Linked DNA regions of Mus musculus: all the other regions are linked to region 1. The links are chromatin loops, found by intact Hi-C in ENCODE. Cell type or tissue: left cerebral cortex. All regions are shown on one strand. Links, peaks and the distances in the headings refer to the core of each region. The heading gives the core; the rest is flanking DNA.

Region 1 (5,240 bases), core at 776-4,775:
GCCTAAAGTTGCAAAGGGAGCTTGTTGAATACTTAGGTGAGAGTCCAGGGCTCCAAGATTACACTGTCCTCTTGCTGACCCTGAGGGATGATGCAGGCATGTTTGTCCTCTCAAGTTCCTGCTGGTGCACTTGTTTAAGATTTTCGTTTGAGTTCTCTGCCGTTTAGCCCTTTGTTCCCAGGATATTGTTTGCCAGTTTTCACCCTTGGCATGTGTTGTATCTGTTCTCTTTGTACTTGCTCCATTTTTTAAAATATTTATTTATTTAATGTATGTGGGTACACTGTTGCTGTTTTCAGACACACCAGAAGAGGGCATCGGATCCCATTACAGATGGTTGTGAGCCACCATGTGGTTGCTGGGAGTTGAACTCAGGACCTCTAGAAGAGTAGTCAGTGCTCTTAACCACTGAGCCATCTCTCCAGCCCACTTGCTCTATTTTTAAGTCCAGTCTCAGCATTAATTCAGTATTTTTTTTTTTTTTGGTATCTGATTCACTAGGAAGTTAACAAAGTGAAAAGAAAGAGAGACAGAGACAGAGAAACAGAGAATAGGAATAACTGCTCAGTTTCCTGTGCCCTTTGTCCATCCTCAGTTTCTCTCCCTCCTTTTCCATTTCTCAATGCTGTTTTTATTGATAGAATGCTGTTGATGCTTCTGTGAGAGCTTTGAAATTCACATTTTACGGTTACTAATTTTAGCCCTGGTTTTATTTTTGATTGGTTTTTATAATGTTTTCTCTCTTTTTTACTTAGCATTTCCATAAGCTCATCTTTAAGGAAGCCCTTTAGAGAAAAAAAAAAATGTGTGCAGTACAAGAACTCAAGACACAAATGTCTCTGGTTTTCCGTAGTGAGAGCTTCAGCTATTGCATATATTCTGGTAATTCTCAAATTCTCTTTTCTTCAAACTTGAGTTTGGAGACTCTGCACCCCCACTTTGCTGCTTGTTGGCTGTTTTTAGGGTTCCATAAGTAACTTAAGTATTTCTAAAGCGTTTACCACATTGGTCTTGAAGATAGCCTAGCCAGCTTCCTTTACCCGCCCTACACTGTCTGATCATGAGCTGCTTCTGACACCCCGTTTGCTTGCCAGCTTCCAACTCAACTGTTAACCAGACCTCTTCATAACTTTCAACCATTTCCTGTCCATGTCTTCCTTTCCCAACGTTTTGCCTTGGTTTAAGCATTTGATGACGTTAGCATAGGCCCTGGCAGTGGGCTACGTCTCCCAGTAGTGCTGTGATGCCAAGAGTCTTCTGAAAGGATTAACTACGGTGCCTCATTTCCTGTAGAGTAAAAGATTACATACTCCAGCTCATACCCTGGTGGCCATGCTTCCCTGGACTCCTCTCCCTGCACCTGCACCGTGAACACTTACTTTGTTTCAGTCACACCACAGGTGCTTGCAGCCAAGCATTTACCCAGTGTCTTGCCTCACTAAATTCCTTTGCTGTAACCTCTTCGTATCCTGTTGGTTTTGTTTGTTTGTTTGTTTCTGAGTTGGTTTCATACAGCCCACCTCATAGTAAGGCCTCCACCTCTGTTCTTGATGAAGACCTTGACTCCTGGTCCTCTTGCCTGCTCCTCCCAAGTGCTGGGGTGACATGTGCCTTCATGCCTGGTCTTTCCCTTTAAGTCTGCTAAAGTTCTTATCTCCAGTGTCACCAGAATGTAGCATGCTCACATTCTCATACTCGTTCCTGCAGGCCTAGGAGGAACTATAGTTTCATCCTCCACAGCAACGTGCTCACATTTATAGCATATGGAGCTCAGCAACTCAGTACCTGTTGGTGTGTACTTCTTTGTGTCCTTAAATGTATGCCCTGTGCGATCCCTACAGGGGAAACCAACTGTTTCTCAGGCACTCAGTCCCATGACTAGTTCATGGGACATACTCGGCATGTTTGCAGGGTCAGCACACTGAATTATAAAGTTATATGCACAGTTTGGGGGAAATAATTTTGAATGAAAGGTACTAAAATAATCAGAGCAGAGTAGAAGCACATGAAAGAAACCAGAACAAAATACCAGTGATGTGAATGTATAGTGAGCACTTTGGAGGAGGGTTAGCAAGCTAAATTGGTTTTTTGGAGCAGAAACAATTGAAAGGTAAATAGAGAAGGAATGGGACAGATTAGGAGGAAAACGACCCAGGCAACCGGCAGATCTGTCAGGGGACTTCCAGGGAACCATCACACTCAGGGACTTCACATTGTAGAGCTGCTTTAATGAACTTCAATGTCAACAAGTCATATAACCATTCTTATTTATCTGAAAAGGTGACTCCAGTGATAAATGCCTTGGCCAATATATCATATAATGTAAATATGTTTCCCTGATAAGAGTGGCTTATCACAGGACTATGATGGTTGAATCCGCATGCTGAGAAGTTTGTTTCTTGATGGTTGTATAGGTGAGGCCATTGGAGTAGAATCAGTTGTACACCTGCATATCTATTTGTCTGGAACGGTTTTGTAAAATGAACATTACTGGAGTGGGATAGAGATTTGTATGAAATTGCAACAGAGATGTTGCTTCTAACAAATGCAGCAGGTGAACTGGTAGAAAAAACCAAAAAGACAGAACTGTGAGCCAAAAGGCATGACTTCTAGCTCTAGCTCAGCATTCCAGCAGTAGGGCCTTAGGTGAGTTATATAGTACCACGCGCCTCAGTTTCCACACGGGGGAATGGGAATTACAATCTCTTCCCATTCATGGACTCTTTGAGGATTAAAAGGCAGTCCTGGCTGATGAGCTTTACAAACTTGAAGCAATTCGTATGTACACAATGAATCACCTTGGCTATTACAAATGTTCAAGAAGAGCACTGTAGCATGACACAGAGACCCATGCCTAGCACTGCAGGTAAAAGCAAGATTTGGAATTCTAACCCAGCCTAGGGCTACATGGTGAGACGCTGTCTTGATATACTGAGCACTGGTGATATAGCCCCTCATCTCCACTTGGTTCTGACTTTGATCCTAGTACTTAATAAAAAGATCTGTGTAGCCTGAGCATTCTTGCCTATTTCCTCCGGACTCTGGACAACCTCTTCAGTTGTTCTCTTAGTCTTTTTTTTTTTTAGACGCTTTTTAGTTTATTTGCCCTCTCAGAAATCTGCACATCACAGCAGAACATCAAGTCACCGCAGATCTACTCCTTTGGCTTTTTACCATAAGGAAAGGGTCTGGTCGCAAGTGCTCAGATGTTCTGGTTCACATCAAAGACCATGAGTATTCCCAGCAGAGGGCAGCAAAACTCCAAAGTCTGCTGCTTCCTCAACAGAGAAACCACTCTAGGGTAGAGAACAGTGACAGTTGAGAGTATTGGCTGATCTTCTAGAAGACTAGATTCTCAGCATGCACGCGGCAGATCACAACTGTAACTCCAGATCCATGGGCTCTGACACATTTTGGCCCCCAAGGGTACCAGGGATGCTTGTGGAAAAACACTAAAAACAAGCAAACAAACAACAACAAAACCTGGGCATGGTAGCACACATACTTTCTGAGTTCTAGGACAGCCTGGTGAACAGAGTGATTTCTAGGACAGCTACACAGAGAGATGCTGTCTTGAGAAGAAAATATTAAATGGCTGAGTTTTAGTCAGTCTTACTGGCCAGGCTTTAAGCCCTAGTAACCGGCCTGCCTGTCTCCCCAGCCTTGCGATTAGAAGCTTGTGTGGTCAGCTTTGACATGAGCGTATCCTGGGGTTCAGACTCAGGTCCTTGGGCTTGAGCAAGCCAGCTGACTGCTCTAGCTTCTCACCACCACCACCCCCACACCCCAGCACCACTGCCCCACCCCACACCCCAGTTCCACTTTTTTTTCACAGTGTTGGAGATCCAGTCCAGGGTTCTGTGTATCCCGGGCAAGCACTCTAACACCACGCCCTACCCAAGTTTTTTAGATATAACTTAACACTTAGTTCTGCTTGTTTTTAATTTCATTTGGGGTTTTCTGAGACAGGGTCTCACTTGGTAACACTGGCCATCCTGGACCTCCTTATGTAGACCAGGCTGGCTCCCTATGTAGACCAGGCTGGCTGCCTCTGCCTTCTGATTGCTGGCTTTAAAAGCATCTGCCCCATGCCTGGTTGAGTTTTTAAATTTAAAAATTTTTGTAGGACATTGAGGTGCTCAGCCCTGATGCCTCCTGAGTCCAAAGGATAATTCCCAGTCATATATGCACATACTGGTGCTGTAATGGTATCTCTGTCCTACAGAGAAATTAACTTAAAAATATTCTTGTGTTTTTATCAGTCGCCTTGAGTAACATAAGCAACAGACATTCGAACTGTTCTCAGTAGTGTAAAATTGACTTTCACAGAAATGCTGTCATTTGATCTTCACTGGGGCCCTATGGGCTGCTTTTTTCCTGTTTTATAGATAAATTTTCTCATCTATTCTCAGAATAGTTGCTCTCTGTTTGAGGGGAAAAAACGTTCAGGGAGAAGCGTCATATGTCAAGAGGACCCGAGGGGTGAGTAATTTCCCTCTCCTAATAAGTACCATAAGAGCCGATTTTGAGCGCGATGTTTTTCTGCTGGCTGTTTTGAGACAGGATAGGAAGGCTATCAGGCAGCTCTTTGATTCCTTCTGCCCTTGTCTGTTCATTTCTGGGTTTGCTCTTCTGAAAAATACTGCCCTGGTTTCCACTCCACCCCCAGGTCAGAATTTTCTTTCCATTTCGGATAAACCTCTTCCTGTTCTTGAGAATTGCATCCCATTCTTGGCGTAATCTAACCAACATCCTCATGCTGGCACCAGAGAGCATATAGGCCGTCACTGGCTGGCTGATGTTCTCCTGGGCTGGCTGATGTTCTCCTGGGCATGGAATAAGTCGCCCGATCCCTAACCTCAACTCTCTTTGGCTCTCCTCAGGCTTTGTTTATTCATAGCTACCTTTCACCCACACCCCCTCCACCCCAGTTGGGGTTAGTGTGAAAGGGAGTCGGATGAGCTAATGAGCTGTGTTTTTTCGCTGTTTCTAATGGCGCTTGTCTTCTGTAATGGCATTGCCTCACAGCAGATTCAGAGCGCTTTCCCTAGGAATGGTGAGGACACCACCTTACCTGGATGGTGAAATCCAGCGAACACATCAGCCTTTATCTTTCCTCTGGGCAGCGTTGGATGCTGATGACCACATCTGCCTTGACGCACTCACTGTTTTCCTTTGATTTCCATGCACTGCTTTGCTTTGCTTTGCTTTGTTTTTGTTGTTTTCCACCTTAGCCATGG
Region 2 (5,240 bases), core at 667-4,666, 180 kb after region 1:
TGCTGCTCACGCAGAGGACCTGGGCTTGGTTCTCAGCACCCACATAGCAGGTTCCAACCATCTGTAACTCCAGTCTCAGGGAATCTGACACCCTCTTGTGGCCTCTGTGGGCATCACACACACACACACACACACACACACACACACACACAGAGTTCGCATGCATACATATAGGCAGGCAGACTCTCAAAGTCATGAGTAATGTCAGAGCATAAGTTAGAAACAGGTTTTTAGCATGTAGGCCTTGTGCCTCTGATTTCTCTCAGGTCTCAGGAAAGCACACTCTGTTCCCATAGTGGTGCAGAGCTGATGTCTGTTGTAGGTGTGGACTCTGCTGAGCTGCCTTTTCCTCGTAGGAACGTTGCCTCCTGTTGGAGATGCTCCAGACGTTTCTAGCCTGCTTCTGTGGAGCGTGACTTCACAGCAGTGAGGTTTAAGTCCTAGATCTCATGTTTAAGGGACAGGAGGGTGCTGAGGTGCTCAGTGGGTACTAACACCTGCCGCACACCCCTAAAAACATGAATTCGACTCCCAGACCTCGGGGAGCAAGGAGGGAACCTACTCCCAAAAGTTGTCCCCTGACTTCAACATGTACACACCCACACCACCCATTTGAAAAATAATAATTTAAAAAATAAGTTTAAACAATAAAAGGGAGGAAAGACCTCCTTGGACCCTTTTTAGGAAGAGGTGGGACATGGATCAAGTTACACCTCAGTTGTGGGATGCTTACTTCTCTCATTGTCTTTCAGAGAGTCACAAGTGGATCATTCATTTTATTTAATGAATACCTATTTAGAAATTAGTAGCATAACACTCTTGGACGGGCTCTGAGACTCTGTTCTCCAGACTCAGATCTGTAAGACGGAATATGTGAAGTCATAGTCAGTGCCTGTGTGCTGGGAGGAGAGCTGCTCAGAGGCAGCATGCAAGGAGGAAGTGTGGAGTGCCTTCCTTCCCTGCAGGCCAGGAAGCAAGCACACTGAGAAGAGAGCAGCAGACCCCAGGCTCAGGCACAGGGGCATATCCGTTCTGCAGACTCCTCCAAGAATCTGTGAGCACGGGGTCCCCAAGCTCGAATTATAAATCAGACAGGCAAGGCCACTGCTCAAAGCCACCTGTGAAGATTGCTCCAGACGTGGGGCATGCAGGGCGGCTGGGCAGGCCGCCTTTGGGTGTAGACTCAGCGTGCTCCCTGGTTTCAAAGGCTCCTCACTAAAATTCTTTCTGCAGGTTTCACTGGCATATTGTGTGATGAGAACATCGACAACTGTGACCCAGATCCTTGCCACCATGGCCAGTGCCAGGATGGGATCGACTCCTACACCTGCATCTGCAACCCTGGGTACATGGGAGCCATCTGTAGTGACCAGATTGATGAATGCTACAGCAGCCCTTGCTTGAACGATGGGCGCTGCATTGACCTGGTGAATGGTTACCAGTGCAACTGCCAACCAGGCACATCAGGTAGGACAGTCCCTCCTTCTCTCAGTCCCTCCATCCAGGGCCTGCTCTTTGGCATTGTCAGCTAAAAGTGACAGCTTTCTTCCTGCTCTGTGTCTGGTGGGGCCTCAGGAATTTCAGGCAAAGGTAAGACCTTGGTAGTTTCGAAGTCAAATGCCTCAGGCTCCTCACAGGCCACCTGAGCCTAGAGGGAGGCTGCTTGCTAGACGAGGGCCTGCTCTGTCCTATTAGGAGTTCTGGAGCTAGTTCACTGGGCAGCTACATTTCCCAGATTTCCCAGAATTCCATTTTACCTGTGAGAGGAACGATCTTGGACACAGCTTTAGCTGGAGACAGAGGGATACTGTGAGAGATCAAAGGGAAATGTCTGAGTGGAAGATTAACCAGTGTGAGCCTTGCGGAGCAGAGGGCCTACTGGATACACGGGGTGATTTGTAGGGGCTCATCCTGGACTTAAGGAAGTCGGCCTATGGAGGGGGCAGAGGCAGGGGAGTGGGGAGCTGCCCTGATTTCATTGTGTTACTTCAAATCCATTTCTTCAAACTTGTCAAAGGTCCTGGTCTTCATCCAGGGCCTCACACATGCCAAGTTTGAAAACAAAGTCCTTTTTGAATTGCTCAAGCATACGAAAAACATCCCATGCCTTCACAGCTGAGAATGTGGGTCCCCTCCCCACATTTAGATAACTCCCTCAAAGGACTGAATAGGGCTTTGTGAAACCTTCCAAAAGCAATTTGCTTCCGGGCTGGTCCCCAGACATGAGAAATTGCAGTACGAAGGAAAAGTGAGAGATTTACAAGCAGTTGAATAGGGGCCTTTAGAATGGAGGGGCTGTGTTAGGCTTGCTGTCTCCCTCATTGTAACAAACACGCTGGAAACCTGGCGAGTGGTGGGTTGGCAAGAACTTATTTTCCTCTGGGATTATATCCTTGTGCCAGAGTGTATCAGGTATACTTTCCTTCAGGGACAGAGGCAAGAAGTTAATATTCATGGTTTGCAGCAGGCAGCATGCAGAGAGAGGCCAGACCCATTGCTGCAGCTGTTTGAAGAGTTAGAGCAAAGAGCTGCAGGCAACATACAGACTTGCTGGTCTGTGTTCAGTAGAAAGGAGCTGGCAGGTGCTGCCGGCCTGGCTGGAAAGTCCATTTAGGGGACAGTGTGGATAGACTGTCACGGAGTCACGATTTCTGATCGATCCAGGTATCATGCAGTCTCTGTTGGTAGTTTGATGTTTGGAAGGAAGGAATCATCATAGCTTGCTCACCGTTCCTGTGGTTTCCACTGTCTGGGTGCTCAAAGGGAGAGACACGCTCACTGTTAGGGTCTTCTCTCATCTGTCCTTTATAATGATAAACTCTTGGAATAATTAGTTCTCTTGAGTTTCAAGTCACCTAAAATGGCTTGATCTAGCATAAGGAAGAGAAAACAGAAAAGCAGCCAATTCAGCAACAGCATAGAAGTCTCCTCGGGCTCTAAGAAACAGTAGAACCCCAGACCTTGTCAGAGGAGAGCTGCAGACCTGAGGCCCCAGAGGGCTGCTCTGCCAGTGTAGACGCTTGTGGGCAGCTCAGCTGAACCAGGACCTCAGGGTCTGGAGCTGTACTGGCATGCTAGGACTTCATGGACTGGGGGCCGGAGGCTAAAAGGCCCACCCCTGCATACAGGAATATGGAAGCTTGTCTCTCATTAATGGTCATTGTGGTTAGCCTCAGCGACATAGGAGGGCTGCATGACATTCTGGAGCTAGCATAGAGGTGGTAATTATTAACAAATGTCTGATCACTTACAGATAGGACGGTTGGTGAGTGACTCAAATGGTGACATTTGGTCTAGGAGCTTTATCTGTATTCTTACATGAGATTTTACTTTTACACTTTTTATACCACAAAACAGTCTATGGACCCCACATAGCTTGCTTAGATGCACTTTAATGATTGCAGTATGTTTTCTTGTTTTGTTTGTTTTGTTTTAGTTAAAATGGGATTCTAGAACGGTAGGCTGCCGCTGTTTCAGTTCATGGTTCAGGCCATGGCTGCTCCTCCTGGCTGTGATGCTCTCTCAACCTGAGGGCTGAGAGTTAACAAGTTACACAGTGACAGATTTTATTGTCCTCACCAAAGCCATGAAGCGGGCATGTGTTTGTTTGGCTGTGGGTATGTAGATATGTGTCCATCTGGTTGGGGCCTGCAGCCTGGATCCTGGCAGAGATGCTGACAGTTTTGCCTATATTGCCTTTGTACCGTTTCCATGACAACAGAGTAGAAGGGACAAATCATGGCTAAGTATGAGTAATCCAGTCCTCTTGGCTTCTCAGTTCTGGCTTCTGTGGACTGTACTTGGCGATGCGTCGCTTTGTTCTGATCGGATGGCCTGGATCCCCTACAGACTTCTGACTGAGTAGCACCACAGGCGGAAGTGCTGACATTCCTGTGGTAACACAGAATCATTTCTCTGGGTCTCTTTACAGGCCTTAATTGTGAAATTAATTTTGATGACTGTGCCAGCAACCCTTGTATGCACGGAGTCTGTGTGGACGGCATCAATCGCTACAGCTGTGTGTGCTCTCCGGGATTCACAGGTAACACTCCTTGTCTTTGGAGGGGGCCTCCTTTAGCCCCATCAAGCTGGGAAAGGGGTCCCTCAGTGAAAATCACTTTTTCACCTGTTTCCTGTTTCTCATCGTCTCTGGAAGGTTTGCAGTCTGCTCTGTACTTCTCTTTCTGTTCCAGACCTTCCTAAGTGGAAACACAGCCTTTCCTTTAGCGTTTCAGGCCACGCGTGTCTTGCTCCCTGAGACTTCCTAGCAGATGGTAACTTTCCATCCCCGTGCTTGGGTTAATGCCTGCAAAGCCACCTTTGCTTCCCCACAGGCAGAGGCCAGTGCCTTCTGTAAGGCTGTGTCCAAGGTAAACGTGCATGGAAACACTGGCTGCTCACCCTGGGGTCTCGCCTCTCCCGGGAGCCTGTTTGGGGAGGGCATAACTTGAGGAGACCACCACATAGTTTGTCTACAGTGAGCAAGATCTTTTTGCCCATGAAAAGAAAGTAGATTAGAATTATTCTGCATTGTGACTCTTCCTTAGGTATGAACCTCTAGAGAGTTTGCACATGTGCCCATAGGTGAAGTATAATCCACACATTCTCTCTTCTTCCTTTTCCTTGTTAACATTAACTTTGTCATTTATGTTTCTGGAAAAATTATCGTAGAGGCTCCAGAGGAAGCCTGGGCCCTCACTGATACCTCATATCGGTGACAGTCCCATTGTTAGGATACACTGTGTGTTCTGCTTTTTCTGGACATTACCACACATGTGCAGACATATATAATATTACCCTTTAGTAACTGCCCTATGGTCATCTGCTCCCCAGGTGTGTAGCCCACTTCAGAGCTTTTGGCAGAGCCTAAGGACAGTCAGAGCCAGGTGAAGAGAGTGCTAGGTACCCAGTTCCTCTATGCCAGCGGTATGACATGTCAGGAACTTTTGTGGCTTTGGTGGATCTCAGTTCTTCCTGGTGACTGAGACGCCAGTGTGGTGAAGGTTTCATGCCCTGACCCACTGAGGTAGCCCGATGAATTTGGGCATCCTGAAAACTGTTCTCTCAAATACGTGGGAGCTGACTAAATACACAGACCTGTTAAGTGTAACAGGAAGAAAATGCCCAATTTGTATGAACGGCTTATTCTGAGCTAGGAACCAAAGATGCTGTCTCACCTCACTTAGTTGGGATAGATGCTACTGTTCCTGTGGTACTGAGGAGAGGGCAGAGAGCGAGAG
Region 3 (5,240 bases), core at 679-4,678, 380 kb after region 1:
CACACACACACAGACACACACAGACACACACAGACACACACACACACACACACACACACACACACACACACGTCTCTTGCTCTTTTCCTCATCAGCCTTTATATAAGGCCTGAGGAGGTTTTCCTTTGGCTACTCTGGGATACTCTTCATTCAAACTGACTGTCCAGGAGTTAGCATTTAAGGCCAGTTCTATAATGCCATTCCAACATTTACCCCGACTCACTGCCGATATACTTGAGAGTGAAACTCCACTCTACAAGTTTCAGGGATTGGATGTCACAAGGTAGAATATCAGAAATGGCACTGATTGGGGGCAAACACCTTTCTTCACTTCATAAAGTCAACCCAAAGTGATTCCCCAGACACCAACATCCTCTGCTCAAATGACTTCTTCCCTAGAAGATCCCCTAGGAGAATCTTTATAGTCTTTAGCCATGCCCACAAGACTGCTGGTGCTGGGTCTGGCATAGCTGTGTAAGGGAAGGTGTGACACAATTCCTGACCCTGGAGCATCACCAGGCCATTAATCCCATGCCCTCCAACATGTGCTGATGGTTGCTGTTGCCCAAAGTTGATCTTCTGTCTTTACTACTCACTTTCAGTCTTTCTCTCTGAAGAATAGACTTCCCCCCATTACTCAGAGCTAATCATGGCATAGTAAATGAAATAGATGCAGTACTCAGTAATGAGGAATGGAGATGGTCATGAGGTTATGGAGGGCGAGGAACAGGCCCTCCACTTGGCCTTTAGGGCCATGGGAAAGGATCTAGACAATATAACCACAGAGGCCATAAAAGCCTATATGGTCCTTTGTAGAAGTGGTTCATTGCCAGACTTGGCCTTGAATTTGGAATCATGAAGAAGAACACGTACTCTCCAGTTCAATGACTGCTGCATTGATTAGCCAGGATGAACTTGGAGACTTCAAGGATAGAGAGTTAGAGTGAAATCAGGAAAAAAAGGGTATGGATAGAAAAAGTAGGAATTTATACATAATTTAGGAATAAATAGTGTTAGAAGGAGAGTACATGAGGCTATGGAATTGCTAGGATAAGGAAATGGAGACTAGGGGCCTGGAGAGATGGCTCAGTGGTTAAGAGCACTGACCGCTCTTCCAGAGGTCCTGAGTTCAATTCCCAGAAACCACATAGTGGCTCACAACCATTTGTAATGGGGTCCGATGCCCTCTTCTGGTGTCATAAATCTTTTTATAAAAGGAAATGAAGATTAGAGAATTAAGAGATGATGTGGAAGCATATAAAAAGTTAGTGTTGTTTTTCTAGCTGATTGAAGAATTGGAGATGACAATGCCTGGAAGGATATTAGAGAGCACTGTTTAATTTTTCTACTTACATAAATTCAAAACTTTGTAAGGAATCATTTTAATTTTAGTAGTTTGTCACTTTTCTATTCTTACATGGAAGCAGTTACTAAAGACTACTGTCTGCTGTAATGAAACTTGGAAGAGCTCTGCCCAGCTACCTGTGAAGAACAGGCTGTGTAAACCTATAAGGAAATGTGTGCTTGCTTTGTGCTCAGTTCTGCTCTAAGGAAATGGGGGCTGGGACTATTGATCCAGACTCAGAGTTGATGTAAATCTAAGAATTCTTGATAATTATTAACAGTGACCAAAGCCTTGAGGATGTAGCCTTAGTAAATAAAAGGCTGTCTTCAGTCTCTCTCTGGGTATTACAATTAAGCTGAAGTTGAAGAATAAAGAGTACTGAGAATCGTCAGGGAACAGAGAGAGTACCTGAACCAGCAGCTTGCATCTAATACTGACTCGGAGTCATTATTGAATCAGCACCGTCCCCATTCCCAGCTTTCTCAGGACTCTCCTCATGCTGAGGCTGGACCTCAGCAGGTGCAGGAGGTAGCCACTTTGAATTCTTCAAAAGCAAGTCATTATTCAGTTATAAAACTAGCTCTAGATCAAGTGCAGCTAACTGGAGGGCATTCCTTAGAATGAGTGATACCTCAGGTTTGAGATCTTCCAATGGGGGAGGGGGTGGTGGTCGTGAATTCTGCCTTTTCAGTTTGTGGGAGGTTGTGATTGGCCAAGGGCCACTACTGCAAAGAAATGCCCCCATACTCTCCCACATGACCTTCAAACTACTTCCTCCTCCCCAGACCCGGAATCTCTACACCGCTGCAGCATATGACCTGTGTGTTTAGCCACATCCAGAAGACCCTAACCTTCCTCTATATACCCTGCTGGTCAGCTGCCAAAACCTAGAGAGGCGGCCTGTGGGCGCCCTCTGCTGGCCTTTCTGGATAATGATCACACAGACACCATGTGGAGTTAAGAATTCTTTACTAGGTATTAGTTCAGGCAGATGCCCTGGTTCTGCGATCCCCTCTCCCTATAGGTCACAGTTGAGCGGGTTTCTTCAGAAGAGCCTGTGGGGCTGAGAGTGCTGAACCCCAGGGTCAGAAGCAGAACTGGAAAGCCTCCAATACATGCTGCTTCCATGTTTCCAGGCTGGGCAGCAGGGAGGACAGGCCCATGACGTGCCAGGGCTCTCCGTCAGACACCATGGAGGTTTGGTAGGACAGCAGCTGTACACCCGCCTCTGCCAGGAGGCCTGGGAGGAAGGAAAGGAAAGCCCTGGTTAGGTTGAGGGAAGGGGTGAGAGGGCAGGGCCCAGAGCAGGCTTCCATGGCCAACGATGCATGGGGGATGGAGAGGGAAGGAGGGGGAGGGAGCTTAAATGGCAGGACAGGTGAATTTCTTCTGCTACGGGACTCTCTCAGCACTGCCTGAGCATCAGGTGAGGTGGAGGGAGGACAGCAGGAGAAGCAGAGAACCTCCCTCTGGGCAGCTGACAAGTGGGATAAGATGACTCCCCCTACCTCCCAAAGTCTGGGGACACACCCTCTGCCAAGACCCAGAACCTTCGGCAGCCCAGGTCTCAGGGGAGACTGGGGCCACACCACAGAAGAGGTACTCTGACACACTTTGCTGTGGCTAAGCTGGCCACTAGGATCTATAGAAAGGCAGTCCATAAAGGACTCCTGGGACACAGACTGTGTGTGTACATGGCAAACTTGTGCCATGGCCGGGGATAGTAGCAGGCACTCTGCCCATACCGCTGTGATCTCAGATAAGCCACTTCCCCGCTGTAGAAACAGTTCAGGAACCCTCTGTGAGGGACATATAGACATGCCTGAGGCAGAAAAAGGCCCAGAGGAAGCATCTCTCCAGGGCCAGGGCCCAATTCTAGGGATTCCCCCCCCCCCCCCCCATCTCTACTTCAGAAGCCTGGCCAGCCTCCCTGACAAAAAGCCTTCTCACCAATCATAGTGGGCAGCATCCCAGGGTCGGAGGGCTGAGCCCGGAATACGAGCAGGGGTTGGCCCCTGCGTAGTGGCACCTCTGGTCTGAAGACAGCTCCGTTGAGCATCTGCAGCATTGGTGTGGTGCCCTGGACCAAGCCCACGGCTTGGTAGGGAGCACCTGCCAGGGCCACAGTCAGGAGGCATTCCCCGCTACCCTGCTCCCCTGGAACCCCAGGGTTGTGGGAGGTGGTGACCTGTAGAGAGAAGACAGAGACACAGCCTAATTACCCATGTGTATCTCTCTCTCTTTCTCTCTCTCTCTCTCTCTGTGTGTGTGTGTGTGTGTGTGTGTGAGAGAGAGAGAGAGAGAGAGAGAGAGAGAGAAAGAGAGAGAGAGATCTAGCCTGGCCCACCAGTTCAGTCCTGGCTCACTAGTTCGGTGATTTGGGGCTAGGGACAAATGGCATGAGCATTATGCCCCCAGACATTAGCTTATTGGGACAGTCAATATGCCCCATAAAGGGAGGAAGGACCCCCCCACCCCTGCCTGCTTCAGAGCATTTTTGCACTATACATACAGTATTTTTGTGAGTATGAGCTCACTTCGAAATGCTCAGACATATGCTTTTTCCCTTTACAGATGAAGTAATTAAGACTAGCTCTCATCAGTAGACAGGGTGAATGGCAAGAAGCAAGCCCAAGTGAAACTGTGAACAGGCTTCTAAGATGAGGGGTGAAGCGAGGCTCAGGGGCATGTGCCTATAATCCTGGCACTGGGGAGTTAATAGCAGGAGGATCAGGAGTTCAAGGACAACCTGGGTTCTGTGAGAATGTCTCAAAGAAACAAATTTAAAAAAAAAAAAAAAAAAAAAAGGGATGGCAGAGCAGTGCTCAGAGTAACGACGGGGCGCACATTGAGGCCAGCCTCTTTCACCAGTAGCTTAGCGTTCACCAAGTTCACGTCTGCCTGCTTAGATGCTTCTCTCAGAAGGCCGACAATGACTGCAGGGCTCAGGCAGGTCCCAGCATTCTTCAGAGATGTTCCTGGGGACACAGAAGGTTGCCCTGAAGATCATTGTTTACTGGGTACCACAGGAGGGGGAAGGGAGCCACAGGCACTTAACCCTCAGCTACAAGGCCCTTGTTGGCCTGGGAACCCCAACTGCACCCTGCACTGGGCACTGCGACTGCTTCCAAGTGCTGAAAGCCAGCTGGGACAGATCTGGTTCCAAGGCCAGAAACCTAAGAAGCTTTAACCAATTGGAGGCACTCCCCTCCAAAATGCAGTCCAACTCATGGCAGGCCTCCATGGCCTGCCTGTCTTCCCAGAAGATACTTGAAAACTTGTGATGCCACCAGTGGCTGGAACTCGAGACCCTTGCAAACACTGAAGTAACTGCATGCCCTCAGCCCCCTGGCATGCTTCTTCAGGGTCTGGGTACTCAGGCCAGTGGACATGGTACCCCTGGCTGTGCCTGTCCCTGGTAATTCCAGTGTTTGGGATTTAACTGTCCTGCCCAACTTCACATTTTCTCCCCAAGAGTCAGGTGCCAAATAGGTGACAGGGTAAGACAGCCTTGTACAGGAAGAAGGGACCACCGGACTCCATCTGCAGAATGGTGGACCCACTACCAAGAAGAAAGCAGAGTTGCATGCAACTACAGGTTCATAATCAGACCCAAACAATTTTGTTGCATAATTTAAAATCTCTCTACAGATCCCAATGTCTTTTAACATGAAACTATCTGGTTGGGCTGGTGACAGGGTTCAGTGGTTAGGAGCACTGACTGCTCTTCCAGAGGTCCTGAGTTCAAATCCCAGCAACCACATGATGGTTTACAACCATCCCTAGCAAGATCTGACACCCTCGTCTGGAGTGTATTTACATATAATAAATAAATAAATAAATAAATAAATAAATAAATAAATCTTTTTTTAAAAAAAGAAAGAAAAGAGAAACT
Region 4 (5,240 bases), core at 844-4,843, 190 kb after region 1:
ATCAGCTTCCTCATGATCCAGGGAAGCACTGTGTAGGTCTCCCATCTGAACATACTAGATGGATTCATGACTCTTACCATGTGGTGATGATTCCAGTATAGATCCATAGGAATATAGAAATGAGCTAATTCCTGTAATCTTTGTACTAGGGAGGCTTAAGCAGGAGGATTACCATGAGTTTGCAGCAAGCCAAGACCACATAGTGGTTCTAGGCCAGCCTGGGCAACAGAGTGAGACTCTGTCCTCAAAATACCAGACAAAAGGAAAGGTGAAACTGGCTTTCACCTATCTCTTATGTGTCTCTTATGACTCAGTTGTACCTTTGGACCACATAGTCACACCTCTCTCTTCTTGCAGCTATAAGTGCCTCTGCGATGCAGGCTGGGTTGGTGTCAACTGTGAGGTGGACAAAAATGAGTGTCTTTCTAACCCATGCCAGAATGGAGGAACGTGCAATAACCTGGTGAATGGCTACAGGTGTACCTGCAAGAAGGGGTTCAAAGGTGAAGTGAAGTCTCGGCTTGTTATACCCGCTGTTTGTCTTCCCTTGTGGTACACCCCTCCACATCTTGGTTTCCATTTCTTTTTGTTGTAGTTTACTAATACAGTACCATGCTGAGCAGTTAGTATGTCTGAGATATGTGGGGAATAAAAACAAGAGTAGATATCTTTCTACTTTCAGCTTAGCAGAGAGGTAAATTGTTGGGACAATAATACTTAAACAGTTAAGACTCGACTTAGGGGCGTGTGGGTAAAAGTGCGTGCTGCCTGACAACCTAAGTTCCAGTGTTTGTGTAATTGTAAGCTTCCTGGCCAAGGCTTGATTCTATAATAAGCTTCTCAGAAGTGAGATGAGAGTGTTGTACTTACTGGATCGAGCCCTGTGCTATGCTCAGGACCTTTCCAGCAAATCCTCACACATGAGCTATTCTGGACACTCAGTTTCCTGTGCTCTTTTGGGAAAATACATAGTAGAGGAACATGTCTCAACAATATTTTACAGTCAGTTTTCCCCGAGTTGGGCTGTTTGACACTTTGGCATCTTTTAGAACTACTCATTTTGATTGCAGGTTGAGTATCCCTAACTCCAAACATGGAGTCTTCCAAAATCGGGAACTTTTTGAATATCAGCATGAAGTGCAAGGTCGTGACGCTCTATTTCTTGTACAGTATTACTCTAACAGATTGCATTAAGTCACCCTCAGTTGTGTGCAGGAGGATAACTGGAGAGAGACACAATGACATCCTTCAAGTAGCTTGTTATTTATTTGTAAGAATCCTCACTCTGTCCTACCCCTAAAAAATCCTAAACAGATAAAACACCATGACCAAAAGCAAGCTGGGGAGGAAAGGGTTTATTTAGCTTACACTTCCACATCACTGTTCATCATTGAACGAAGTCAGGACCGGAACTCAAACAGGGCAGGAACCCAGGGGCAGGAACTGATGCAGAGGCCATGGAGAGTCCTGCCTTGCCTCCCATGGCTTCCTCGGCCTTTCTTCGGCCTTTTTAGAGACCCCAGGACCACCAGCCCAGGGATGGCACCACCTATAATGACTGGGCCCTCTGTCATCAATCACTAATTAAGAAGTGCTCTGTAGGCTTGCCCACATTTATTTATTGAGGTTCCATCTGTCAGATGGCTTTAGTGTGTATCACAGTAACATAACTGTCCAGGACACATGCTAAGTATGTCAGAGAAAGGAGATTTTTTTTCCCAAGACGACACCAGACAGACTTAGAAAGTCTCTACATCAGATACTAATGTTATTACATTTTCTAGGAAACTTGTAGATTCAAAAGCTCTTTTCTTTTCTTTCCTCTCCTCTCCTCTCTACTCCCCTGCCCCTCCCCTCTTCTCCCCCTCCCCTCCCCCTCCCCTCCCCTCCATTTTTTAAAATCTCACTGTAACTTACCATTTATCTCATGGGAAATGAGAATATACAATCAAACCCCGTTTGTTCAGTGAGCTATGAGCCCCTCTGAGCCCGCCATCTCCCTGCTCCCTTCTGCTAACAGTGCTCTGGCTTTGCCATCTTTATGGTCCTTGTTGGGTCACATTGGAGGTGCAAAGACAGGTGGATTCTGGTCTTGCCTTAGTCCCACTCTGTTCTTTTTCTTTTTGATCTTTTAGTGGGAATAAATTTTCTGCCTTGAAATAGGAGAACTATTTTTAAGGCTTTGGAACCTAGCTCACTGATAGCAGAGACTATACCGGTGGAAGAGTGGGCAGGCACTTCAGGGCTTTTCTTCATGAGTTTGCCCTTTTTCTGACGAACCAGAGACTTCTCTTAAAGGGTGCATGTTTAGGTAGAGCAGCATGCTTTTCAGCATAGCGAGTGCTCAGTTCATTATGCAGAATCCAGTTCCATAAGGAGGAGCGTTAGGCCTGAGTCAGGCCCTCCCTCACAGTTTTGGCCAACCGTCAAACTAAAATGAATGAGCAGGTGCTCCCATGACCCAAAGAAATGAGTGTCAGTCTGTGACTTCTAATTTTCACAACCACCAGGAGAGCTGGTGAGTAACTGAGGCTGACAGTTTGAGTGTGTATGTGTTTCTCCTCCTCCTCCTCCTCCAGGCTACAACTGCCAGGTGAATATAGATGAGTGTGCCTCCAACCCGTGTCTGAACCAAGGAACCTGCTTTGATGACGTCAGTGGCTACACTTGCCACTGCATGTTGCCTTACACAGGTGGGTACTGCAGGTGCCAGCATGGCTGGGGGGGGGGGGGTGTGCCCTGTGACTTGGGTAAGTGACGATACTCTGAGGACTCAGTTTGGTGTCACTCGTGGTCTCCAAGGCTTCCTTCCTTTATGCTTTTTAGTGTTTGGGGTTTTGTTTGTTGGTTTTTCTGGTGCTGGGGGTTGATCCCAGGGCCTTGCATCTCCTTAGTATTGTTTTGTTGTTGTTGTTTTCATTTTTTTACTTATTCTTCTCTCAGCAGTTGCCCCTTCCTCCTCTCCTGTAAGTTGTTCAGTGAGCTTCAGGGGCGCAGCTCTCCTGAGTCACCACCCATGTTGGGGTGAACTTTTAGATGACATAGCCATGCTATTGTGGGTCATCCTCAAGGGCTCTGTGACTGACCTCCACCCCCAGCCCTGTGTTTTACTCTTTGGGGTTTTAAATTTATGTATGATATTTAGAACCAGATGCCTACTTGGTCCAGAGGCATCTATCCTTTTGACATTGTAACATAAAATTATTGAGAAAATTCATGGTAATGTGTTTTTCTTTCTATATACAAAGTTTTAAGATGACTGTTAAAGTTGACTTTGTTGTCACTTGACTTTAGAAACAACTCAATATCCTGTAAACTTCCTCAGTAAGTAAAAGCATTTGCCACCAATCCTAAGAACTGGAGCATTGAGTCTGCAATTCACCTTCTCAAAAACTAATGTGTTTTAAAACATACCTTGATCCTTTTTTTAGTGGAATCATTTTTAATTTTAATTTTTCTCTAAGTGTGAATTCAGTATTCTAAGGCAGGAAGCACCCACTAGCAGGCAGCTGTTAGCACCTGGTGATAGCAGTAGAGATTGCCTGGCAACAGAGATGCAGGTATAGAGCCGGCCCCAGTGATAGCAGGGGAGGAAGCAGCCAGCAGAGAGACTGAGTTCACTAGGTGCTAGACAGGACTTAGAGTGTGCTTCCCACTTAGTCCGCAGAAATCCTCCCTGAGGACAGGCTAGGGAAGTCTCAGGGAGATAAATGAGCTGCCCACGGTCACCAGATTAGCTGCAGTGGGCCAATATTGGAAGGAGCAGGTGTGGTTATGTGCATATCAGATACCCTGCACATCAGATATTTACATTAGGACTCATAACAGTAGCAAAATCACAGTTACAAAGTAGCAATGGAAATAATTTTATGGTTGGGGTCACCTCAGCATGAGGAACTAACTGTACTAAAGGGTCATGGCACCACCAAGCTAGAACCTCTCAGTTGCTGCTGTAGCCTGGGATTCTGAGCACACCTGTGTTTGCAGTCTTGGGACGCCATCTTTTCCTCGGTTGATTCTTTATCACAGACTGTCATTTGTTTTCCAGGCAAGAACTGTCAAACAGTGTTGGCTCCCTGTTCCCCAAACCCGTGTGAGAATGCTGCTGTTTGTAAAGAGGCACCCAATTTTGAGAGCTTCAGCTGCTTGTGTGCTCCTGGCTGGCAAGGTAATGATGCTGGATGCATCCTGCACTTTAAACAAAGCCATCGGCCCTCAGATGACATGGGAGACCATGCTGACACCTGTAATCTCTGTAGGGAGCGACTAGCTGGAAGGGCTCATAACACCTTCTCAGATTCCATCTTTATAGTCCTCAAGTAGCTGAGACCCTCCAACCCAAGTGTTTCAAGCTGTGAGTAGCAGTTGGGAGGAGTTTCCGAAGGACCTCCTGCATCGGACCAATCAGGTGGCCTCCTGCACCAAAACACCCTAAGCTCACAGTGGACTGAAACTCACACCCACCTAAGCTTACACCCTGCCTTGATTTCTATGGGAATTTTCTTCCAAGGACTGGCTGTTCATTCTCCTGTCTTCATAGGTAAACGATGTACAGTTGACGTTGATGAGTGTATCTCCAAGCCGTGTATGAACAATGGTGTCTGCCACAACACTCAGGGCAGCTACGTGTGTGAGTGTCCTCCCGGCTTCAGTGGGATGGACTGTGAAGAGGACATCAATGATTGCCTTGCCAGTGAGTACACCTGCCCTCAGGGTCCCAGAGAGAGAGGGCCACGTTCCCTACACTGACATCGATGTCCCACACTCCAGGATCTTTAAGTCTTCCTTCTGAAGCTACTGTCTTTAGAAATCAAAATAGTAGAATCTGTCTTGAGCATCTCTCTACAGCATCTTAAATGCTGACAAACTACGGACAGTGCTGTGGTAGCTTTGTGAGAACATAGATTTTTGAAAGGCAGTAAACAGACAAAAGCTACAAGTATTTTAATACCTGGTAGAATTCATCCAATTTTGGCAAAATGATAGAGAAAACCATCAACCATCATGAATGTTCCTCTAAAAGTCGCTTCGTAGCTTTACCTGTTCTACTTCCTTGTCTCACGCCAGCACAGACCAGCCTCTGCCACCATAGATAAATTAATACTTTATATAGATGCATCTATATAGGCATGCTCTTGTCAGTAATATTTCAGGCTGGTTCATGTCCATATCACCACTAGGGTCTTCCGTCTTATTGCTGAGTGGTCTCCACTCTGGTTGTGCACATTGAGCATGCTCAG
Region 5 (5,240 bases), core at 417-4,416, 300 kb after region 1:
TTGCTGTTAACTATTCTATCAGTGTAAGCTACTTGGACACATTTGCCTGTGTTAAAACATGACTTCTGTACCTTCAGTTCCATAGGATAAAGACAACCGGAAGGGTTCCAAGGACCTTGGTGCAGGCTGGGAGGTGGGAATGAGCACTTTGGGGACAAGAGTCCTGTTTGGTCATCAGGTGTGACCCAAAGTCAAGTCTTTTCTGCAAGGATAGAAATCTAACGTCGTTCCAGAGAGGGAAGGACGTTAGGTCATCTACAACACGAAGAGATAAAAACGAGAGGAAGAGCAGAACCAGGCTCCATTAAGGGAAGAGATGGACAGCAAACGGCAGTTTGCCGACTACAGGATACTGTGGATTTTAATAACGTGGACATGAAAGAAGATTTTGTTTGCTCACAGGGAGGGGTCCTGCTCTTGCTTTAACAAAGCTCAATGTGTGTCCATTTTAAAGTTATCACCTGAACAGCTTTTTTTTTTTTTAACTATAGATAAGGTTAATTATTGGTAAACACTATTGCTTCATGACTTCAACAGATTACATCTTGAGACAAGAAGGTATAAGAGCTGCAGGACTCTAACGTAGGCCCACTCAAGCTGAAGAAGGCAGGGTTCTCGGAGTGTTGCTTCCAATCAGGTAATCTTCGCCGTAGCAGGGACAGGGGGCTTTCTGTGAACGCCTGTTATTCTCTGCTAGCTACCCAGTGGGTCAGAAACGACAAATCACAGCGTCATCGCTCCTGCTGGGGAGTTTGTTACAGTAATGTTTGATTTAAATTGTTAATTTTTACAAAATCATCATTATTAATGGATGTGCGGGGATGCACCCTTGCGTGCATGCGTGCGTGCGTGCGTGGCGAGCTTTGTGGAGTCAGTGCACTGTGAGCACTGTGAGCTCATCTTCACGTGGGTCCCAGGGATGGAACTCAGGTAAGTCATCCGGCTTGCACAGCAAGCCCCTTTACCTTCTGAGCCCTTTGCTTAGCCCTGGGTTCTGTGTTTTCTTGCTGCTCTGTTGAAAGAGAGTTAGTTGGCTTTGGCGTCCAGCAGTAGTGGGTTCCGTGGTGGTGTGAAACTGGTCGCTGTGAAACTTAGGGACCGTCACAGAAGAATCTCTCTCAATGGATGTCAGTTTGTTTGACCCTAAAGCGGTTCTGTTACTGACACTTGTCAGTGCAGTCTGATTGTGGAGGTCAAACGAGATGTTAGGGCCTCACCAGATGTTTAAGACTCATTCAGAGTAAGGGAAGAAATGCGGACCTCCTTCCTCCAGTCAGTCAGGCCTATAGTTGAGCCGCGCCATTGGCATTTCAAAGGACTTTGAAATCCCAGGGTACATTTGAAAGAACTCCTCAGCAAAAATAAATAAATAAATAAGTCAAGGTTCATATGATAATTTAAAAAACAATAAAAAAGCAAAGAAAAAGAAGGGGTGCCCCCTCTGTGAATGTCAGACCAAAGTGCTCACAGGGCTGCAGATTAGAGTTTCCAGAAGTCTCCATTTTAGTTACATCGGCCCTCCTAAGCCATCAATTATTTGATATTTTATTATTATTCTTTTATCATAAAGCATTGTTAAATAAGAACTCAATGAATTCTTCATTTATCATAGTTTTGTTTTTTGGAGATTTTTTGTTTGTTTTGTTTTTTGAAAACAACTATTGCTTAGAATTGTAGGAAAGCATAATTAAGAATGGAAGGGTGTGTGGGTGACTACACTAACCTAATACCACAGTGGTGGTTAATGTTTCTCATAGAAATTCCAAAGATTATAAAGGAGAGCATGCATAGGACAAAGGCATTTTAAAAACCTGAACATGACTTCTGTGAAGAGATCCAGCGAGGCCCAGAGCTCAGCACTTGGCAAAGGGGCAGGGACTACTTCGAGGAAGCAAACAGAAGTGGAGCTTTTGGGTGTCATGTTGAACCCCTACAGCTGTTGTTTGTCCCCCTTCAGAGTGGAAAAAAAATCATAAATGAGAGAAAATATGAACTGAGATACACTGTTAGTAACTTCACTAGGAGGTATAAATATACAAAAAGCAGTCTCACAAATCATCAAAAAGAAAAAATCCAACATGTAGAAAAATGTACGAAGCTATGAACTGATAAATCACAAACGAAATGTTAAAAAGTGTATCATTTTTATTTATATAATTTACAAGTAGATAAAAATTATATCACTTATGCTCCATTTTGTTGGTAGCTTTTAAATAGGGGCAAAAATGTCTTTTTAAATACCAAACTGAGTAAAAAGCACTTTCTGACAAACTTTAGCATCATGGAGTAGGAGGGCAGCAGTCTTGAGTTCCCACGAAGGAGTGAGCAGGCAAGCCTGCCAGGAGACAGCGGCCTTCCTCTGCAAACGCAGCAGAACACGTGGGTTCACACCAAACAGAAGAGAAAGCAGGCAAAGAGCCTGGCTGCAAGAACGTTCTTTGTAGCCGGCTTGGTACCAGGCAGGGTGACTCTAGGCTCTGCAGGCTCTTGCCCAAACTGCTTGTCTCTGGGAGATGAATCACTTCTTATCTCCTGGTCTGTGTTGATGTTTTAATGACTTATAAGTTTTTTGATAATGAAAGAGGAGACCAGCAAAGATTCTTTTTTTTTTTCCTTTTCTTTGTTTTAAGTGATGTAACCAAGGTTTAAGAGTCAGAGCTGGTGACATGAGCTAATGACTCCCAGTCCCTCTAAACCCAATGCTTTCTTATCTGTAACTGTATTGGAGCCATCTGTTTACCTTCAACATTAAAAAAAAAAAAAAAAAATCCCAGTGTTGGAATCCCTTTCTTTCATTTACTGGACTTGAGGAGGCCTAGTATCCCCTGTGAGAAAACGTGCCCAGGTCGCCCTCTGCTGACTGTCCTGGAGACAACTCGGGAACTCTGGGTAGTTCAGGAACTGCTCAACACTTCTGCCCCTGTCCTTAGGACTCTGGCATTGGTCCAGAGGGCTTGCAGGGAAAAATAAAATTCCACAATGTCTGCAATCCCTACATTAAACTTGAGATTATCTTCATTGTAAAATGCTAATCTACCTGACAGTATTTTGACGTGGTAGCTAAATCCCAGCATCTTTCTCACTGCTCCAGATTGCAGGTCTAGGAGAATCCAGAAAAAAGAGAAGAAAAGAAAAGAAAAAAACTGGAACGGGCTCTGAGGGCCTTGAAATCAAAGCATTGAAGTATCATCTCCATCGAAAGAGGAAGATGGCTTCCAAAGGCGTGCGGCTACTCTTACTGCTGAGCTGGGTAGCTGGCCCCGAAGTCCTGAGCGGTAAGTTCAGTCAGTTATTGGAAGGCAGCCACAGGTAGTAAGTACACAGTGCACATAGTATGCCATCCACTCACCTGCCCAGGCATTCCAGGAAAGCATATCAAGATGAGAATGCAAAATCAGGTGGCCGTCAGAGAAGAGCCAGTCTGAGACGGTTGGAAGCCACCCTTAAGTCAAGGGTTGCAGAATAAAGATTTTGAGTTTGTTGTGAGCGATAGAGAGCCTGTTTCAAGAAGCCAACAGGCCTCAGGCTGTCTGTAGCTCATAGCTATAATCACAATGTCCAACCATTTATGCACTGTTCTCGTGTTTGAGCATATTACAAAGTCCTGTTTACCAGGGACCTGCAAAGCTAGTTAGAGAGATGACTATTGTACACTCATAGCACAAGGACAGGGAGCGTGCCAGGGACACTGTGGAATCTGCAGCAGAGAAAGGAGGATGAAGAAGGTTTGAGTGTGTTGAGGAGAACCACCACGGACTATCCGGGATGGAAAGAGATGCAATGTGGGGTCCTCTGATATAAATGCTCCGTTGAATCTGAGAATGACAAAAGTCACACTGATGCCCAGCTCCTAGCTTGGTCATCTCCCACAGTACCCCACAACCTCACTGGGAGTTGGAGGAGGCAGGACCTCTGAGAAACAAGAGTTGCTTGTTTGAGCATTAGTTCTGTCGAGGGAAGAGGCCACTAAAAAGATCTGCTGAGGCCTAGAAGTTCTCGAATGGACTTTGCCAAGGGGATGAATGAATGCAAGGAAGTGTGGGGAGAGGTGGAGCTTTTGGGGCATCGGTTGAAGGCTGTGTTTTTGCCGTGGCCTACCCTCCACGTGGCCTTGTATGATACTCTGCCCCTGACTCCACACTTGTCTCAGCTACCAGCTCTCTGTGTCTGATTTCTCAGGACCCAGGGAATTCAGCCACTGCCCCTGCACCCTGCAAGAATGCAGAGAACACTGGAAACTGTCCCCAGTCCCTGCTGCCTTACAGCCGTGTCTGTATGCTCCTTGGGGGCTGCCCTGACCTCTGGCTTCCTTTAAGAGCTTGACACTGACCCTGGCTATCTTCTGGAGAATGAGATAAGACTTCCCAACCTCTTCCCAGGACTTCACTAATCTCCTTGGGTCTCTCCCCAGGAGGAGACTAGAGCCAAAACATATAGCACGGGTCCTTCCATGGCTCTTTTCCAGACAGATCTTCCTCCCAGCTGTAGAAAACCTTTTTGTTTATTGCTGCATTCATGAGAACTGTGCTTAGGACAGATCCCATATATATATATTTGCACAAAAGCTTGTGGAAAAAAAAAGTCTAATCTTGCATTTAAAGTAGATGTGGAGAGCTTAGAAACTGATTTTTTTTCTTTCAACGGAGGCTGATGGCCAACATCATAGCTCTGTTGTCTGAGCAATGGCTCCTTGCCCTGGCCTGTGGGGCTCAATGAAGAGAAACAGAGAGACATTTAGACACAATGAAAACTGCACTGGCTAATATTTTTCAGAAATACTCCACCTTGTTATCATAACAATGGTGCTGGTTTCTCACAGCTACAATTCTAGCTGAGTCTGGTTCTGCATGTCTGGAATTTTGGCTACTCAGGAGAACAGTGCAGCATGACCTCAGAGCCCTGACCTGCCTGGGCGACACAGAGTTCAAGGCCAGTCTTGGAAGCTTAAACAGGCTCTGCTTCAGGTTTAAAAGAGAAAAGAAGAGAAAAGAAAAGAAAAGGAAAGGAAAAGGAAAAGAAAAGAAGCCTAGGGCTAGCCTGTAGATCTACAGCTCTGTGGCAGGACTTTCCCACCATGCACCAGACCAGTCCCCAGTATCACACAAGAAAGCTATAGTTCTAACCAGCTGTCATTTATTTAGCAATTATTTTGTGCTAGGCGGCGTGCTAACCACTGTGTTTGCATTAGGTATGCATTATCCCACCAGCTCTCCAGGCAACCCTGTGGGGAAAGTGTACAT
Region 6 (5,240 bases), core at 424-4,423, 85 kb after region 1:
GGGTATTATTATCTGGACTGCCATCTCTTTTGAGACAAGGTCTCTCATTGGTCTAGAGTTCATCAATTATGTTAGATTGGTTGCCAACAAGCTCCAAGGGCCAGCTAGTCTCTGCCTCCTTAATACTTGGCTTTGGCTTTTTTTTTTTTTCTTGGTCAAGATTTTGTATGTGTGTGTCTGTCTGTCTGTCTCTGTGTATGGTGGGCATTGTGCACATATATGTGGGTGCCTGTGAAGCCAGAACTATTAGATCTCCTGGAACTGGAGTTATACGAGGTCACGGGCCACTTGACATGGGTGCTGGGAACCAAACTCTGGTTCTCTGGAAGAGCAGACTTAGCTTTTAACTGCTAAACCATTTTCCCCACCCCTCTGCCTGTTATGGTAGGGGAGAGCAAGCTCGGGTTAAACCCACTGGACTGTTTCCCCAGCCCTGAAGGTTATTGTCTTTAAAGCTGTCACCCTGAGGAACACAGCTACAGCCACTTCTGGAGCTGTGCCTCAGGGGTGAGCACCTTTACTCTCTTTTGTATGCATGTTGGTTGTGAGAAATCTGATCTTTGTAGGTCAATTTAAAGTTTGTATCGGCAACTCACGATTTACCCTCTTACGTGAGTAGAGATTAGACTGGTAACACCATGGGTGAACAAATGAAAGTTAATGTTATTACTCTTCTTTAAACACATGGCACAAGCAGAAATTGCCTAGTGATTTTCACTAACTATACTATTTTTAAATTTAAATTTGGTTTTATTTTATGTGTATGGGAGCTTTGCCTGCGTGTATCTCTGTCCATCATGTGCATGCCTGGTGCCTGTGGAGCCCAGGAGAGGGAAGTGGATCCCTTGGAACTGGAGTTGCGGATAGACGTGAAGCACCATGTGGGATGTGGGTGCTGGGGATTGAACCCAGGTTCTCTACAAGAACAGCAACCACTGAGCTATCTCTCTAGTCCTCAATTATGCTACTTTTTGAAAAGAGCTTCTAGGGTCCCAATGTGACCGTTTGCAGTAAGTACTAGCTTCTCTTTCCCAAGGTAATGTATATGTGTATGTGGTATATTATTATTTGTGTTTGGTATAAGGTATATGTGTGTGACATATGCTGTATGTGTGTGATATATGGTATATATGTATGATATATGCTGTATATGTGTATGTATATATTCATGTGTGTGGAGGTCAGAGGACATCAGATATCCTGTTCTATTACTCTCTAACTTATTCCCTGGTTGGGGGGGGGGGGATCTCTTACTGAACCTGGAACTGGGCTACCTGCTAATTAGCCCCAGAGATTCATTTAACTCTACTCCCTACAGCTGTTTGAGGCATGTGCATAGTCAAACCTGGCTTTCACTGTGAGTGTTGGAGATTTGAACTCAGGTCCCCGTGCTTGCACAGCAAGCACTCTTTCCCGCTGATCCATTTCCTCAGACTCTATAGTGCTTATTAAACTGCAGTTTTAATGTTCACACCCATTTGCACTTGCTGAACGGTATTCTGCATTCTAGGTCACCATCTACTAATTGATAGGCACTAGTGATGAAGGCCATGATCCTGGGCCATAAAGACTTCCCCGTGTAGTCAAGACAGAAATACAAACAGTCCTGTGTTACTTATGCAATTCCTCGTAGTTGCCAATTTCGTTCTACAAATGCATTTATTCCTAAGACAGATCACACCCTCCACTCTCCCACTTTGGAAATTGTTAGTGTAATAGCTTTATCTTTTAAAAACTATGCACACAAACGTCCATACAATGTTCAGTGTTGTTTGGAAACATTTATATGTAAATGGCATTCTTAGAGTCTCGCTCTGCGATTCGTGTTTTCATCATCATTTTGGTTTTACGGCTGACGTATATGAAGATGGTATTTTCAATTGTATTGCACTTATAATTATGCATTATTCATCTAGTCCCTAAGGGTGGGGCATTTAGGTTACTCTTCACTCGCAGCTATTAATAGGTTATAAAGAGTATTCCTGGTTCTTCTTTCTATTTTCTACACCTTTGACTAGAGTTTCAAGCTCCTGCTGTCTCTTGAAAGCCTCCCCTAAATTCTTCTAGACCCTAGAGCGGACGATTCCAGTGTCCCAAGCACCTTGCTACACGAAGTTCACTAAAAGAACCAAGGATGGGTGGGTGGATGGACGGATGAATGAACGAAATGCCCAGAGCATCTTAAGGAATGTCCTCTTAAGAGTACTTTGGCGCCTTTGCCCTCTGCCTTCCGTTGACAGTCTCGTTTTTGCTCTCCCTCATTCCTCTAACCAGCCAAGAAGTGTGTGGGTGGGTGTGTGGGGCATGAGGTCTGCCTCTCTCTACAAGTTCAGGACCCGGGTAAACCCTAGTGTTTGATGTTGGGCGCTTCAGCCGCCCCCCTTTCCGAGCTCATGGGCGGGCTCGGCGGTCGAGCGGGCGGAGTACGGGGTGCTGCTCACTCAGATCCCTCCGCGCGCAGAGGACCGGCGCTTCTTTCTGCGGGAAACCCCTGGGCGCGCGGCGGCGACGGGGGCGGAGCCTCGCGGTGGGAGGAGGCCGAGGCGGAAGGACACGCGGGCCGCCCAGCCGCGCGGCGCAGCCAGAAACTTTCAGCCAAACTTCGGGCGGCGGCCTGGCTGCGCGGAGTGCAGGGGCGGCGCAGCGGGAGCTCCAGGACTCAGCGAGCCGCGGGGGCAGGGTAGAGCACGCGAGAGCCGGGCTCCTGGTCGGGACCCGCTCCCCATGCGGATCTGCTCTGGCTGCGGCCCCGAAGATGCCCGCTCTGCGTCCCGCCGCGCTGCGGGCGCTGCTGTGGCTCTGGCTGTGCGGCGCGGGCCCCGCGCACGGTGAGTACCGGGCGCCCGGGAGACCATCCCTCTCTGTCTCTGCGCTACGGGGACTGCGTCTTCCAAACTGCCTCGTCCGGGCCTCGAGTCTTGGCAACGCGTAGCGTCCCGGGTTCCGCGTTAGCGGGGTCTCGGGCGAGCAGCTCGCGGGCCGAGGTGCGAGTGTGGTCGGGAGGGCGGCGGGGGCTTGCGGCGTTCCCAGCTTTTGACACCCGGATCGGTCGGTTTGTCCGGAGGAGGAGTTGGGCGTGGGGCTTAGGTCTTGGATAGGTGGAGGCAGCAGTGGGGGAACTGGTGTGGCAGCGTGCTGAGCCACATGATTGAAAATCTCAACTGCTGTTATTCTTTCCGAGGCGCGGAGCTCTGCTGCGGTTCCAGTGTGCGTCCAGCCCCAGGAATGTGGTGTGACGATCCCCAACTCCTCCAACCTGGCAGCAGCTTGCTGCTCTTTTGGCACCGTTGGGGGTGGGGCAGGGGCAGGCGAGGAAAAGTGGAGACGTTGCTTGATCCGAAGTGCTTGCTTAGAAAGGCTTGTTATGGTGGGATATTCCGTGCCCCCTCGCTAACTTGGTGGGAGCCAGGAAAGGAAATCGGATCATATTTTACCCACTCCACCCACATCTTTAGATTTTACATTTCTTTGGAATGTTGTATGGAAAGAACTTCGGCTTTGGAGTCCAGCTCTGTAATCCTGGATTCAAATCTTCTGTATTAACTCACCAATAAAATGGGGATGAAATTACCCAGCTAATAGGATTAATTAAAAGAATGTATATTAAACCCGTAGCACTTAAAAGATGTTCAGAAAAGTTGTTTCAGGGCAGGAGCAGCGGTTTGGTCTGTGCTTCCAATGGGGCTATGTCTTGTACTGGTTTGAAGTCTGTGCTTCCAGTGGGGCTATGTCTTGTACTGGTTCGAAGTCTGTGCTTCCAGTGGGGCTATGTCTTGTACTGGTTTGAAGTCTGTGCTTCCAGTGGGGCTATGTCTTGTACTGGTTTGAAGTCTGTGCTTCCAGTGGGGCTATGTCTTGTACTGGTTTGTTGAACTGGTAGGGTCCCCCTTTACTCAAGAACAATTAACTTTTACCAGAAAAACTCTAGTACATTTCCTCAGAGAAGGGATGAGTTTCAGAAAAGTATGGTCTTTGTTCATTGTAACAGGCAGCTGACATGCCAATCGCAGATGCTTTGAGGAAGACTCGATTATTTATCACCTGCAAACAGTGCTGGGCTGTCCAGCATCAACCAGATACTTTCTGGAAAATTAGAATGTCATACATTGCTGGGTCTGTAGGTTTTCAGAAGTGGACCAGGATTGAATTCAGGATTGAATGGTTCCCGAAAGTTTTCCTCAAAACTCAACGATGGCATTCTTGCCTTGCCCCTTTTCTTTGAGTGAAGCTGTTAGCCCTCAGTGTAGACTTAGTGTAAAGAGCTGTATGATTAGTGTGGTTTTTTTTCTGAGGATGAAAGTGCTTGGTCCCCCACGACTTGTTTTACATAGTAAAGTAACTTTAGTCTTCATGACCTGTGTCTTTTCCCATATGGAATAGGATTCAAAGCCTAACTATTTTTCTCTTGAGTACTTCGGGGACTAGTACGTAAAGTGACTCACAAGTGCTAACGCTGGCAACAGAGATGGGATGAGGCTGGCACACGGGCTTTCTCCCATGTTGAACCCCAGTGCGCTGAACTGATGCCCCCACTTCTGCTAATGCAGGCCCTCGCTGTCACCGATATCGGTTGGGGCGTCACACTGAGTGTCAGTCCAGCTCAAATGTAGGCATTTTGGGTTTTGGACAGGTGTTCTTTAGATGCTAAACTATTCTCATGAAAGAGATTAAAGAGCTAGTTGTTGTTGCAAATCTTAAATCTTCCCAGGGTCTAGCAGGGAAGCTTCCTAATCTATTATGGTGTATTTGCCAAGGTACCAATTATAACTCTCCCTCCCTAAGTTTTGAGTGTTCCCGTGTTTGGCTCGTGGCCAGTTGTTAATTTGAACATCACTGGTTCCTAAGGCAAGGAGCTGTCAACCCATCTGTGTGAGCTTCTGAACAATTCTCTGGACCACCCCTTACTCCCCTTACTTCTGGCTTGCTTTTGGCTCTGCGGTGGGAGTGACTCCCTGGTTTTGCTGTCACCTAGACACTTTCTCAGTTGAATCCCTACTATAAAAAGAACAAGTTTTTTTTTTTTTTCCTTTAGGGTGGAGATAAAATTCACCCTATAACTATTTCCCGTTTTTCTTTCTTGGAGGGAGGGGGGAGTGGTTGGTTGCAGAATCTCTTGTTTTATGGTGTTTGGCATCTCTTTTCTGCCTCCTCTGTGGATTTGTGTTGCCCAGAAGGGCAGCCTTGGCTCACCTGGCCTGTCACTGATTTCAGGACCTTTAAAGAATGTTTAAGCGCAGTGG

The links. Peaks named below come from ENCODE experiments on the same cell type or tissue, not always from the same donor. Only the 100,000 strongest peaks of a DNase experiment are listed, where the experiment ranks them.
Region 2: a loop joins it to region 1, with 2.5 times the contacts of the local background. A loop is called at or near these places in 13 of 42 quality-filtered maps.
Region 3: a loop joins it to region 1, with 5 times the contacts of the local background. A loop is called at or near these places in 23 of 42 quality-filtered maps.
Region 4: it touches region 1 in a loop (2.2-fold over the local background); 13 of 42 quality-filtered maps call a loop at or near these places.
Region 5: it touches region 1 in a loop (8-fold over the local background); 25 of 42 quality-filtered maps call a loop at or near these places.
Region 6: it touches region 1 in a loop (3-fold over the local background); 18 of 42 quality-filtered maps call a loop at or near these places.

What each region holds. Positions count from the first base shown.
Region 1 is chr3:97,925,869-97,931,108 of GRCm38, forward strand. It overlaps Gm5544 (predicted gene 5544), which reads left to right and starts at 4,305. Exons shown (of 2, transcript NM_001033779.2): 1 at 4,305-4,482. In left cerebral cortex, for the core only: a CTCF peak has its summit at 3,253 (motif pointing right); a DNase peak (open chromatin) is centred at 3,251.
Region 2 is chr3:98,103,116-98,108,355 of GRCm38, forward strand. Notch2 (notch 2) reads left to right here. Exons shown (of 34, transcript NM_010928.2): 11 at 1,234-1,467; 12 at 3,932-4,042. Among named protein-coding and RNA genes, the nearest start is that of Adam30, 55 kb to the right of the region's middle. In left cerebral cortex, for the core only: no CTCF peak of the experiment used is centred there; DNase peaks (open chromatin) are centred at 2,224 and 3,690; H3K27ac peaks cover 650 bases.
Region 3 is chr3:98,310,873-98,316,112 of GRCm38, forward strand. It overlaps Phgdh (3-phosphoglycerate dehydrogenase), which reads right to left. Exons shown (of 12, transcript NM_016966.3): 10 at 4,193-4,323; 11 at 3,296-3,533; 12 at 2,299-2,585. The coding sequence ends at 2,431. Among named protein-coding and RNA genes, the nearest start is that of Phgdh, 26 kb to the right of the region's middle. In left cerebral cortex, for the core only: CTCF peaks have their summits at 1,203 (motif pointing left) and 2,250 (motif pointing left); DNase peaks (open chromatin) are centred at 2,234 and 4,476.
Region 4 is chr3:98,112,653-98,117,892 of GRCm38, forward strand. Notch2 (notch 2) reads left to right here. Exons shown (of 34, transcript NM_010928.2): 14 at 358-503; 15 at 2,580-2,693; 16 at 4,049-4,168; 17 at 4,541-4,693. Among named protein-coding and RNA genes, the nearest start is that of Adam30, 45 kb to the right of the region's middle. In left cerebral cortex, for the core only: no CTCF peak of the experiment used is centred there; a DNase peak (open chromatin) is centred at 2,445.
Region 5 is chr3:98,221,566-98,226,805 of GRCm38, forward strand. Reg4 (regenerating islet-derived family, member 4) reads left to right here and starts at 591. Exons shown (of 6, transcript NM_026328.2): 1 at 591-637; 2 at 3,092-3,275. The coding sequence starts at 3,209. In left cerebral cortex, for the core only: a CTCF peak has its summit at 2,862 (motif pointing left); DNase peaks (open chromatin) are centred at 2,368, 2,861 and 3,227.
Region 6 is chr3:98,010,944-98,016,183 of GRCm38, forward strand. Notch2 (notch 2) reads left to right here and starts at 2,595. Exons shown (of 34, transcript NM_010928.2): 1 at 2,595-2,828. The coding sequence starts at 2,756. In left cerebral cortex, for the core only: no CTCF peak of the experiment used is centred there; DNase peaks (open chromatin) are centred at 2,493, 2,915 and 3,188; H3K4me3 peaks cover 1,717 bases; H3K27ac peaks cover 841 bases.